Linked DNA regions of Homo sapiens: region 2 is linked to region 1. Evidence: chromatin loops called from intact Hi-C (ENCODE). Cell type or tissue: ascending aorta. All regions are shown on one strand. Each heading gives the region's core, and the rest is flanking DNA. Links, peaks and the distances in the headings are about the cores only.

Region 1 (5,876 bases), core at 250-5,249:
TGCCATCACAGACCCTCAGTCTTGCCACTCCCCACATCTACTCTCAAATCTGGAGTACCATGGGCTGGTTTGGGTGAGACTGGATGGAGCCCACCCAGATTCCTTTTGGACAGCCCCAGCTGCAGACCTTGAGGACAGCCATTACAGGCTGGATGCTGCCGTGGGAAGAGCAGTGTGGGGGTGGGGAGAGGGGAGAGGGCTTGCTTCTTGTCTTGCTTTCACCATAACTCTTGGTTAATAAAGAAACTATTTAACCTTTGGGTTTGTCCTTATCTGAAAATGGTACACTCTAGCGATCAGTACAATGTTAAATATTGGGGCATTTAAAAGAATAGTAGGATTCTACAACTTTACACAATATACACATGAGTGAAAAGTTTTTTTTCCATATTAGTTGAATTGAAACCATGCAAAACCTTACCTCTTAATTAAAAAAAAAAACTAAATCTGAGGTTTAAGAGAGAACATGTCTCCATAATCTAAGCTCTCACCTCAAGAAACTAGAAAAAGCTAGCAAAATGGATGTCAAGCAAGCAGGGAAGGACACAAGAAAGATAAAAGCAGAAATTAAATTAAAACAGAAAAAAATCAACGAAACAAAAGGTACATCTTTGAAAAGATCAATAAATTGGCACATTCTAGCAAGACTGACAAAAAAAGAGAGAGAGAGAAGGCAGAGATTACCAATATAAGGAGTGAACAGAGGCTATCGCTACACACCCCACAGACATCAGAAGGATACTAAAGGAATACAGTAAACAATTCAACACACATACATTTTATGACGTAGATGAAATGAACCAATTCATTGAAAAGCACAGCTACCACAGTTCTCGCAATATGAAATAAGCAATTTGAATAGCCCTATTAACTATTAAGAAAATAGAATTTATAAACTCTCATAAAAGAAACTCAAGGCCCAAATTGTGTCACTAAAAAAGGCTACCAAACATATAAAAAATTTCATAACCATTCTACACAATCTCATCCAGAAAACAGAATAAGTAGAGATGCTTCCTAACTCATTTTATGAGGTAAGTAGGATACTTACTCCAAAACCAAAGACAGTACCAAAACATGATACAGACCAGTATTCCTCAAAAATATAGACACAAACATTCTTAAGAAAATACAGCAAATATAATTCTACAATATACAAAAATAATTATGTACTATGATCAAGTTGGGTTTATTCCAAAGATAAAAGGCTGGGTTAAAATTTTAAAAATCAAGCCCTATAGTCTACAATACTAATAGGCTTAATGAGAAAAATTATGTGATTATATCAATTTATACAAAAAAATTTGACAAAATTCAAGGCCCATTTATGATAAAACTCTCAGGAAATTAGAAATAGAAAGGACCTTCCTCAATGTGATAAACAGCATCTGCAAAAAGCAACAGCTATCATCATAGTTAATGGTGAAAGACTGAATGCATTCCTTTGAGATCTGGGAAAAAAACAAGATGTCCCCTCTCTCTACTTCTATTCAACATAGCACTGGAAGTTCTAGCCAGCACAATAAGAAAATAAAAGAAAATGAAGGCATGTAGATCTAAAAGAAAGATACAAAGTGTCCCTATTGCAGATGACATGATAATCTGCATGAAAAATCTCAAGGCATCTACAAAAACAAAACAAAATAACACAAGGCAAAACAAACAAGCACATGAATAAAAACCTCCTAGAACTAATAAGCAAAGTTGCAAGATATAAGACCAACCCAATGGTATTTTTATATACTCACAATGAACATATGGAAACTGAAATTAAAAATACAATATCTCATACAATCAGTAACACAAAATAAAATTATCAGGTGTAAATCCAACAAAACACTTACAGGATTTGTATGCTGAAAAAGACAAAGCTGAAAAGAAAAATCAAAAATAAAAATAAAGACAGACATACCATGTTCATGGATTGGAATACTCAACATAATAAAGGTGTCAATTCTTCCAAATTGGTAAACAGGCTTATCACGATTACTATCACAATTTCAGTAAGATTTTTTGTGAACATAAATAAGATTATTCTAAAATCTATATAGGAAAGCAAAGGAACTAGAATGGCTAAAACAATTCTGAAGATAAAAAATATAATCAGACCTATCAGTTTATCAGACTCCGATACTTAATACGTAGGTACATTACTCAAGACTCTGTGCTACTGGTAGAGGGAGAGACACATTTATCAATAGAACAGAATAGAGAGCCCAGAAATAGCCCCACACAGGTGTGGTCAACAGATTTTTGACAGAGGTGCAAAGCAGTCCAATGAAAGAATGATAGTCTTGTCAACAAATAGTGCTGGGTCAGTTGGATATCCAAAAGCAAAAAAATGTACCTTGACCTAAACCTTACGCTTAATACAAAAGCTAACTCAAAGTGGATCACAGATTAAAATGTAAAGGGTTTATACCCCCTTTACATTTAAATGAAGCTTTTATATTTAAATGAAATACCCCTTTACATTTAAATAAAACTTTTACAAGATAACATAAGAGAATATCTTCGGGACCTACGGCTTGGTGAAAAGTAATTTAAAATGATAGCAAGGTGTGATCTATAAAAGAAAAACATCAACAAAGAGGACCTCATTAAAATGAAACCTAGCCCTGCAAAAGACACCATGAAGAGGGTGGAAAGACAAGCTATAGACTGGAAGAAAACATTTGAAAACTGCAGATCTGACAAAAGGGCTCGTAACTAGAATTTGTAAAGAATATATTAAAAACTTGACAGTAAGAAAATCAAACAATTCAAATAGAATATGGGCTAAAGATATAAAGAAGACACATGGATAAAGGCACATGACCAGCCATTAGGGAAATGCAAATAAGGTCATGATGAAATTTCACTACAGATCTATGAGAACAGCTAGAACAAAAGATACTGCCAATGCCAAATGTTTGTAATGATGTGGAGAAACTGGATCACTCTAGCAGGAATGTAACATGGTACAGCCACTTTGGAAAAGAATTGGGCAGTTTATTAAAAAATTAAACATACAATACCAAACAACCCAGCAACTGCTCTCCTGGGCATGCATCCCAGTGGAATTAAAAATAAATTCATCCCTGTGGAATTCTATGGAATGTCGACAGAAAACCTGCACATGATTGACCATAGCAGCTTTACTTGTAATAGTCAAAACCTGGAAACAGCCAAAATATGCTCATTAGGTGATTCACTAAATGGATGGTGGCCATCTACCAAGGAGTTTTACTCAGCAATAAAAAGAATCCACTGTTGATACATACAACAACTTGATTGAATCTCAAGACTATTATGCTGAGTGAAAAAACCCAAAATCTGTGTGATTTTTGTGGCAGGCCAGGTCTCACTGACAACTGTTTCAGTACTGATTGAATGGTTAAGTTAAATATTAGAAACCAATGCCCTTATACAAAGGCTGGGATGTAACAAAAGCCCATTAGGAGTTTGGCCTAGGCTTTTCCTGGGCCTTAAAGCATGACAAAATAATGAAGGAATTCTTAGCAGGGCCCATTTAGGATTAAACAAGTTTTATTGTGGGTCTGAAGAAACTCCCCAGGCCTCCATAAACAAGTTTACTGGGGATCTGAAGGAACTCCTCAAACCTCCGTGATTTAGCAGGAGACAAAATAAGGGTAATCACCTCAGCACCTGGACCCATTTAGATTAAGTAAATTTACTGAGGCTCCAGAGGAAGGTCTTCAGGACTCAGACCTTAGTTACAGATTAAAATAAGTTAATCACTTAGCCTTTAGATGAATGCACACTTACACATAGATATATAGCTTAGAAGGTAATATAAGCTCTGAAAAACTTTGTAATTTTGACTTGGTCTGGTGATAATTTACAGGCCTTCTCCCTGTAACTGGTTATAGAAATAAAAACTCTCTTCCTCCCCAGTTCATCTGCATCTAGTTATTGGGCCACAAGAAATAGCAGCCCACCCCCACCCCCACCCCCCACCCTGCTCAGTTTGGTCCAGGAAAAATTTCACTTACATAATATACATGGAGATGGGAAACAGATTAGTGGTTGCCAGGGGCCAGGACTGAGGGGCTGGTGGCGAGAGAGAAATGGGTGTAAACATAAAGGAGACTAGGGAGATCTTTGGGCAATGAACTCGTTCTGTAACTTGATTGCAGTAATGGTGACATGAATCTATACATGTGATAAATGGCACAGAACTACACACATCACACACATACACACAACATGCTGTGCAATGTCAATTTCCTGGTATTGATATTACAATTATGTAAGGTGTAACCATTGGAGGAACTGGGTGAAGGGTACATGGAACTCTCTGTACTATCTTTACTTATACTTGCAAATTCCTGTGATTCTACAATTCTTTCTAAATAAAAAATTAAACATTTAAATAATTAAAAATCAGAAAACCCACTTTTGTGTCTGTGGGTGTGAAAAATTTAACAAGAGATGTCCCTCTGTTCTACTAGGCAACTTAAAGGGTAAATGTGTTCTAAAGACCATACCCAAGTATTGAAGAGTAGACCCCTCCATGAGAAGGAACTGGGTTATCTTCTCATTAGGCAAGTGGGGTGGCAGGAAACTGCACATAGAAATACCATGGACTTGGTTTGGAATCATGTTGCTGTTCCTGGAGCCTGCGGTCTCAATGAGGAATGGCTTTTTTCTAAACTATTCTCTTTCCAGACAATGCAAATACAGCACATAGAACTCCAAAACCTTGAGCCACAAATCCCAGGATCCCTTGGGTAAGCTGGAGGAAGGCTAGGGGCTGCAGGCTCTCTGTATCCAGAGAGACATGCTCAGGGCTGGTGGCCGGCTTGGCCATTTCCTGCTTCATGGAACTGAGCTTGGCACCAGCACTTCTTGCCATTTCTCAAGTGGCTCATTGCCCTTAACTCTGACTTTTAGATGACCACATGGCTCCCAGCTGTAGACTTTATTTTTCCTGAATTTATCCACTTATCTCCTCTTGGTTAGCCTGAGCATCTAAACTTAAAATCATAATGCTACAAAACTTTTTCTTCCTTTTTTCCCTTTTATTTATCCTTAAATGCCTATGTGCCCATTATAGTCATTGAAGCCCTGGTACATCCCGCAGTCCCCACAACTTTTATTGAATGGAATTAACTGTATTCCTTATGAATTACAGATGATTTTTTCTAGCACGGTGGCATCTATTTTCAGGTGATTATAGACGATTCTGAATTACCTTTGGGGCTTCAGACAACAGGTTAGGCCCTGCAGGTAGGCGTTTTTCTGGGTTTATCATTTACCTCTGCTTTTTATCTGGTTTTGCAAAATCCTAAAGCCACAACTAGGATCTTGCATCTGGGGGCTTTCCTAATTAGAGATTTCAGTCCTAAAGCAAAGATCAGAAGCTGTCTTAGACTTCTGGAGTTGAAGGACTCTGGTCATTTTGTTTCTTCCCTTTTTGTTTGGGACAGCAAGAGACAAGAAAGTCGTGGGGAAGGGAGGCGGGGATGGTGTTGATGGGCTTGTGTGCTGGGTTTATGAAAGACTGAGGGCATTTATAAAGAAGAGCTTCAATGTTTCTTAAGTACAATTCTTATTAGGCGACTGTATAAAATTCCATTTTAATCATTAAAAATGGCGGTGCAGGTGGTCATTTCACATGGCTCAATGTAACACATTCTCCTGGGAAACAGCCTTTCTTCATCTGTCCTTTCCCTACCAAAAATACACAGGCTTCTTTCCTCTTTTTGTCCCTCGACACCCTCTTCCAACAAGCCTCCTCTCATCCCAGCACTTCCATCCCAACCAACCACAATATTTACCGGTTCCCAGGAGACAGCCGTATTTGATGTGGTTTGCAAACATCAGCATTGTAGACCAAATGGGAATGGGCTTGACAGGAAGCTGATGGGAGA
Region 2 (5,876 bases), core at 497-5,496, 66 kb after region 1:
GAAATTATTTTGGAGCTCTAAGATTTGACTGCACCACTGGATTTTTGGGTGGGTGTCTCCCTCTCTCTGTGCAGTCCTGGCTTCTTCCTCTAGATGAATCTTCTCTTCATTGTCTCTCTGCAGGGTGTCTCCACCAGGGAGCTGTGCTTTATACAGCATGGTTCAGGGACCCCCAAAAGCACATGGCTTGGGCTGCCAGGTCTTCCTAGGGTTTATTCTGGAAGTAGCACTACATTATTTCTGCCACCTTCCATTGAAAACAGGTCCCAAGCCCAGCCCAGATTCAAAGAGAGGGGATCACCCAAAGGCTCGGATCCTGAGAGGGGTGGCCATTGGGGACATGAGGCTACTCCTACTCATATCTTCACTTCCATCTTTGTACCCCATTGGAGTCAACACAGAGCAGGGTGAGCGTTGTTCATGAAGGAGGGAGGGGTGAGTGACCCATAACCAATCTAGTATTGTGTGTGTGTCAGTCCCAGCCTCTGCCTCCCAATGTACTGGGTTTCAAAGGCTTGTTTCCAAGTTTGTTGTTTGGAGCTTGGGTCCCATCTCATTGAAGACATAATTGTCCCTGTGGTTGCTTTCCTAGGCTGGCCACACAGATGGTTACTGGGAGAACTGTACTACCATTCCCACATCTGATGTGAGGTGGGAAAAAAAGTTTGTGGGTGGGTCTGGAAGCTGACTGCCTCTTTTCAGCATTGATCGTATGGGAAGATGGTTCTGGGTTTGTCTGTGTAGGAGCACCTGCGGCTCACCTTCTGGAGTGGTGGGCCCCAAGCTCTGTGGCCTCCCCTGCCTCCACAGCCCTGTTCCTTGCTGTGTCATGGGCCTGGTGGCAGCAGGCTTGGGCTGGAAGTGTGCCTCTGCCACTCATTCCCTGGGCAACCTTTGATCCCTGCGTTCTGTGTCTACACAGAGGGGAAAGAACAAGAAAACACACAGTAAGTGCCAGCTCCTGTATGCTTCCACCCTCAGCCTCCTTCTCACCACATCAGGCTCTAGGCTCCTGGGGCAAAGACTTGGGTGCCCTTGGGGTCTCCACTGTGCCAAGTTTCTGTTTGTTGAAATACCTCGAGATTGAGTTTAAAATTTGGCATTACTTTGAACTTTAATTGACCAGTGGAGTCAGTTTGAATGTCCAAGGCTTTTTCTCCAGATGCTCAATGATTTTAGGGCTTTCTTTAAGGCAACCTTGTCCAACTTGCTTTATTTTGTTGTTGTTCTGTTCTGTTTTGTTTTAGGCTTTTAGCAGTATGAAGCCATGGTTTTTAGTTTCTGTCTCTAGTGATAAGTGGAAAAGAGGGACGAGGAAGGGGCTTTACCAGCCCAATCAGAAACAGAAACTAAGAACCCATGACTGTGTTCTCTCCCTTGGACACCCTGGCAGGGAGTGGAAATTATTGAACACTAAGGTAAGCTACAGCTTTTTATATTAAAATCACTTATACATATGCAAAAAAGCAATAACATGTACACTATTATACACACTCCCACAGCAGAGCTTATGTGGAGATATGATGTGTTTTTGTATCTACATTTTGTTACTTTTCTATAAGGAATATGTATTAATCTATTATGTCATTTTATTTTAGATAAATGGAGATCACTATAGCCTTGAGACTAAATTTTACTTGCAGAAGAATGCGGAGAACCTCTTCCAAACAGCTTTAGGAAAAGGGAGAGCTCCTCCCTCCTTCCATTATCCACCAGCCTGTGCACCTGGGAGGAACTTTACCACCTGCAAGGTGACACCTCCCCACCCGTCTACTCTGGAAATTACAATATCTACATTATCAATCCTAAATGATTGTTGTGTGTCTCAGAAGAGATCTTATATACCAAAGTATAAGCTATCTTGGGTAAGCAAAAGAGCAAGAAGTAGATTATCCCCTGCAAAATGGGGAGATGCAGGCCTTCAGAGTAAAGCAAAACTGCCTTCCAGAGAACAAGGGAAGGGTTTGGGTTTCATAGCAAAAAAGGGTTCCACCCAGGTTCCCAGTCGGATCTGTTTATGCAAGTGAAGGATTGAAACTTGCTTAGTTCTGATTGGTGGATTGCAGCTGAGTTTGATTGGTGAATTGCAGGTAAGTTCTGATCGGTTGGTTCAGATGAGTCCTGAAAGTCCCAAAGGGGAACTGCAGTGTGGGTTTTGGGGAAATTCAGAGTACCTCTAATCAGGAAATGGCTACTATTTTAAATCTAGGCCTATTAGCCACTCCAGATCCACCACAAAGGACTCCTCAGGTTCACATTTGTTTACACAGCCTAACCTGAAAAAAACAATCTGGAGTGACAGAAGCTACCTTATTATCTGCCAGCTGACCTACTCCTTGCAGAGAAATCATATTGCACAGATGGCCTCAGAGTCCACCCACCTCTAACATTTGCCAGGTTCACCAGTGAAGTTCAAAAAGAAAGTATGATTATCCCCAATTTAATGAGGAAACCGGTCTGCCCAGAAAACACATCTCATGCCTCCCAGCTCTGTCGGTGTCTCAGCTTGGAAGTAAATACTATAGCAAACTGTTTAACACTATCAAAAATATCCTCCTCTGATAAAAGCTAGTTCAGCTGCTCTTCTGCAGTGAAAAGAGCCCAGGTTCTTTGCCAGGGCCCAAGGGTGCTGAGTCCAGGGGCATTTGCCTGAGACCTGAGCTCTGTGGAATTCAGAGCCCACACCAGGGTGAGCCCAGAATGCGTCCCCTGGGCAGGTTGCCAGGTGGAATCTCTAAGCTCCCACACATGTAGCAGCCAAAAACAGTGTCAGTCCCGGACCCCCAACTCCATGACCAGTTTCCAAGGCTACAGTGATTTATCTCCCATAATAAACCTGAAATACTAGGAATTAGTCCATAGCCAGACTGGTTAAAAGTTGTTTTAAAATAGCTAAAATCAGATTAGAAAAATCTAGTTCTCTTTCCTTGGAAAACATTCCAATCGGATGGAGAGCCCAATAGAGTAATTACAGAAGTCAGAGTACCACGTGGTGCCTTGAATCTTGAGAAAATGAGAAAGTGAGGCAATAGGTCCCAGGCCTCCTTTATTTCTACCTGGGAAGCTACAAAATTGTTTAAAATGTGAGAAATCTCTGAGACCCCATTGGAACAAAAATAACTCTACGTCCCATAAATAATTGAAACCAGATATTTACTTTTCTAGAGCAGGTGGGAGGAAATAGATGTAGAGAAGTCAGCAAAAGAAAGAAAAGGTTCTTTTTGGAAAGTGGACAAATAGGAGATGAATGTCCTGAATCATTTTATTGCTGGTAATAATGCCTTGGGTTTATAGGGTGGCTTTCTTCTGCAGATCTAAAGACATTTTTTATACCTACTATTTTGCTTCTGTTCATGGCAACCTGAAAAACAAGACACGGTTGTAAAATAAACATCAGATGTGGAAATCCTGCTGAAGAAAAAGACAAAAAGGCCGGAGAACCCTCACAGAGCTGCATGCCCACAGGAAAAGGAGCACCCTCTCCTCACTCACTCCACAGTGCGCAGAGGGCAGAAGTTGAGGAGGCAAATATCTCAGCTGCAGCTCCTAGTTTCTACAGAGGCTCAAACCCCTCACCAGACCAAGCCGCTTTCTGTTTCCATCAGAGGAAGCCAGAGAGCAGGGGTAACAGGTATAGGGGTACTTTTTATTTCTAAACATCTTTTTTTATTTCTTTTTATTAATAGGCTTTATTTTTTAGAGCAGTTTTAGGTTCACAGCAAAATTGAGAGGAAGGCACAAAGAGTTCTCATATACTCCCCACCCCCTCAACCATATGCACAGCCTCCCCCACTATCAACATCCCACTCCAGAGTGGCCCTTTTGTTACAGGTGATGAACATGCAAACATCACTATTAACCCAAGGCCATAGATGACATTAGGGTTCACTCTTGGCGCTGTATAGTCCATGGGTTTGGACAAATGTACAATGACGTGAATCTACCATTACAGTATCATACAGAGTAGTTTCACTGCCCTTAAAATCCTCAGTGCTCCATCTACTTATCCCTCTCTCCCTTCCCCCATTCCTTAGCAACCACTGCCTTTTTACTGTCTCCCTAGTTTCACATTTTCCAGAATGTCCTATAGTTTGAATCACACAGCATGGAGTCATCATTTTACCTATGGATGCACAATTGTTGCAGTATCATTTAATGAAAAGGCTATTATTTCTCCATCAAGTTGCCTTTGAAACTTGGTCAAAAATTAGATGTTCATATAGTGTGGCTTTATTTGTGGACTTTCTACTACACTCCATTAATTGTTTTGCCTGTATTTTCACCAAAACAACACTATCTTGATTACTGTAGGCTTTTCATAGATCTAGTAATAAGATAATATTCATTCTCCAAATTTGTTTTTATTTTTTTAAGTTGTTTTGACTATTGTAGGCACTTTGAATTTCTGTATGAATTTTGTAAATTCTAGATTTAGTTATCAAATTTTTTTAAAAGCCTACTGGAATTTCTATTTGGATTGCACTGATCCTATAGATCAATTTGTGGAGAACTGACATCTTAACAATATTGAGTCTTCCAACTTATGAACATAGTATATTTTTTCCTCCATTTAGATCTTTACTTGTTATCAACACCATTTTACGGTTTTCAGTACACAGATGTTTTACTCCTTTGAAGCAGACTAATTCCTAGGTATCTTATTTTTATGCTAAAGTAAATGTTATTTAATTTTCAATTTCTAATAGTTTGTTGTGAGTACATAGACATACTATTGATTTCTGTATATTAATCTTCTATACTGGAAACTTGCTAACCTCACCTGTTAGTTGTATTAGCTTTCTTTGTAGATTCCATTTCATTTCTACAAAGATGATCATGTCATATGCAAATAAAAGGTTCTACTTTTTCCTTTCCAATATAAATGCCTTTAATTTCCTTCTTTTGCCTGATTGTACTTGTGAGAACCTCCTCCAGGTTGAATAGAAATGTGTTTTTTCTAATCTTCAGGAGGAAAGCATTTTGTCATTTACCACTGAGTATGATGTCATCTGTGGGTTTTTGGTAGATGCCCTTCTGGTCCTTGTTTGATGAGAGCTTTTATGTCAAGTATATGTTGAATATTATCAAATACATGTTTGTGTCTATTAAGGAGATGATACAAGTTTTTCTTTTTTAGTTTCTTAATAGGATGAATTATAGTGATTAAGATCTTAAAGTTAAGCCAACCTTACACACTTGTGGTAAACCCCACTTGGTCACAATATCTACTGCTTTTGATATACTGTCAGCTAGAATACAAAAATTTTGTTTAGATTTTTTTGCATTTATGTTCATGAGAGATATTAGTCTCCACTTTTTTTGTCTAATAAATTTGTCAGGATCCGGGGTCTGAGTAATGCTGGCCTCAGAAAGTGTTGGAAAGGATATCCTCCTTTTTAATTTTCTGGAAGAATTTTTGTAGACTCAGAACTCATTCTCTCTTTAATGTTTCGTAGAACATACTAGTGAAGCTACCTGGGAATGGAGGTTGTGTGTGTGAGAAGATTTTTAATTACAAATTCAATTTATTTAATTTAGAGTTATTCAGATCATCAATTTCTTCTTCAGTAAGCATTTGTAGTTTGTGGTTTTTCAAAGGCTTTGTACATTTCATTGATGTTGACAAATTAATTCACATAGAACTGTTCATAATATTATCTTATTTTCCTACCATTATCTTTTGATTCTGATGCCACTTTGCTTTTCTGATTTTGGTGATTTATGATTTATTTTCTGATCAATCTTGCTAAATGTCTATCAATTTTATTGATCTTAAAGAAACAGCTTTTGGCTTTATTGATTTTTTCTATTGTCTTTCTGCTTTCTATTTTATTAACCTCCATTCTGACCATTTTTACTTCCTTTCTTATACTTAC

What was found. A loop is a pair of places that touch in the nucleus more often than their neighbours do. Peaks named below come from ENCODE experiments on the same cell type or tissue, not always from the same donor. Only the 100,000 strongest peaks of a DNase experiment are listed, where the experiment ranks them.
Region 2: it touches region 1 in a loop (2.4-fold over the local background); 4 of 110 quality-filtered maps call a loop at or near these places.

The regions. Positions count from the first base shown.
Region 1 is chr9:88,978,163-88,984,038 of GRCh38, reverse strand. No RefSeq gene overlaps it. Among named protein-coding and RNA genes, the nearest start is that of S1PR3, 10 kb to the left of the region's middle. In ascending aorta, for the core only: no CTCF peak of the experiment used is centred there; a DNase peak (open chromatin) is centred at 3,098; H3K27ac peaks cover 971 bases.
Region 2 is chr9:88,912,564-88,918,439 of GRCh38, reverse strand. The region is part of intron 3 of LOC124902205 (a long non-coding RNA gene); the gene reads right to left. Among named protein-coding and RNA genes, the nearest start is that of S1PR3, 76 kb to the left of the region's middle. In ascending aorta, for the core only: no CTCF peak of the experiment used is centred there; a DNase peak (open chromatin) is centred at 2,699.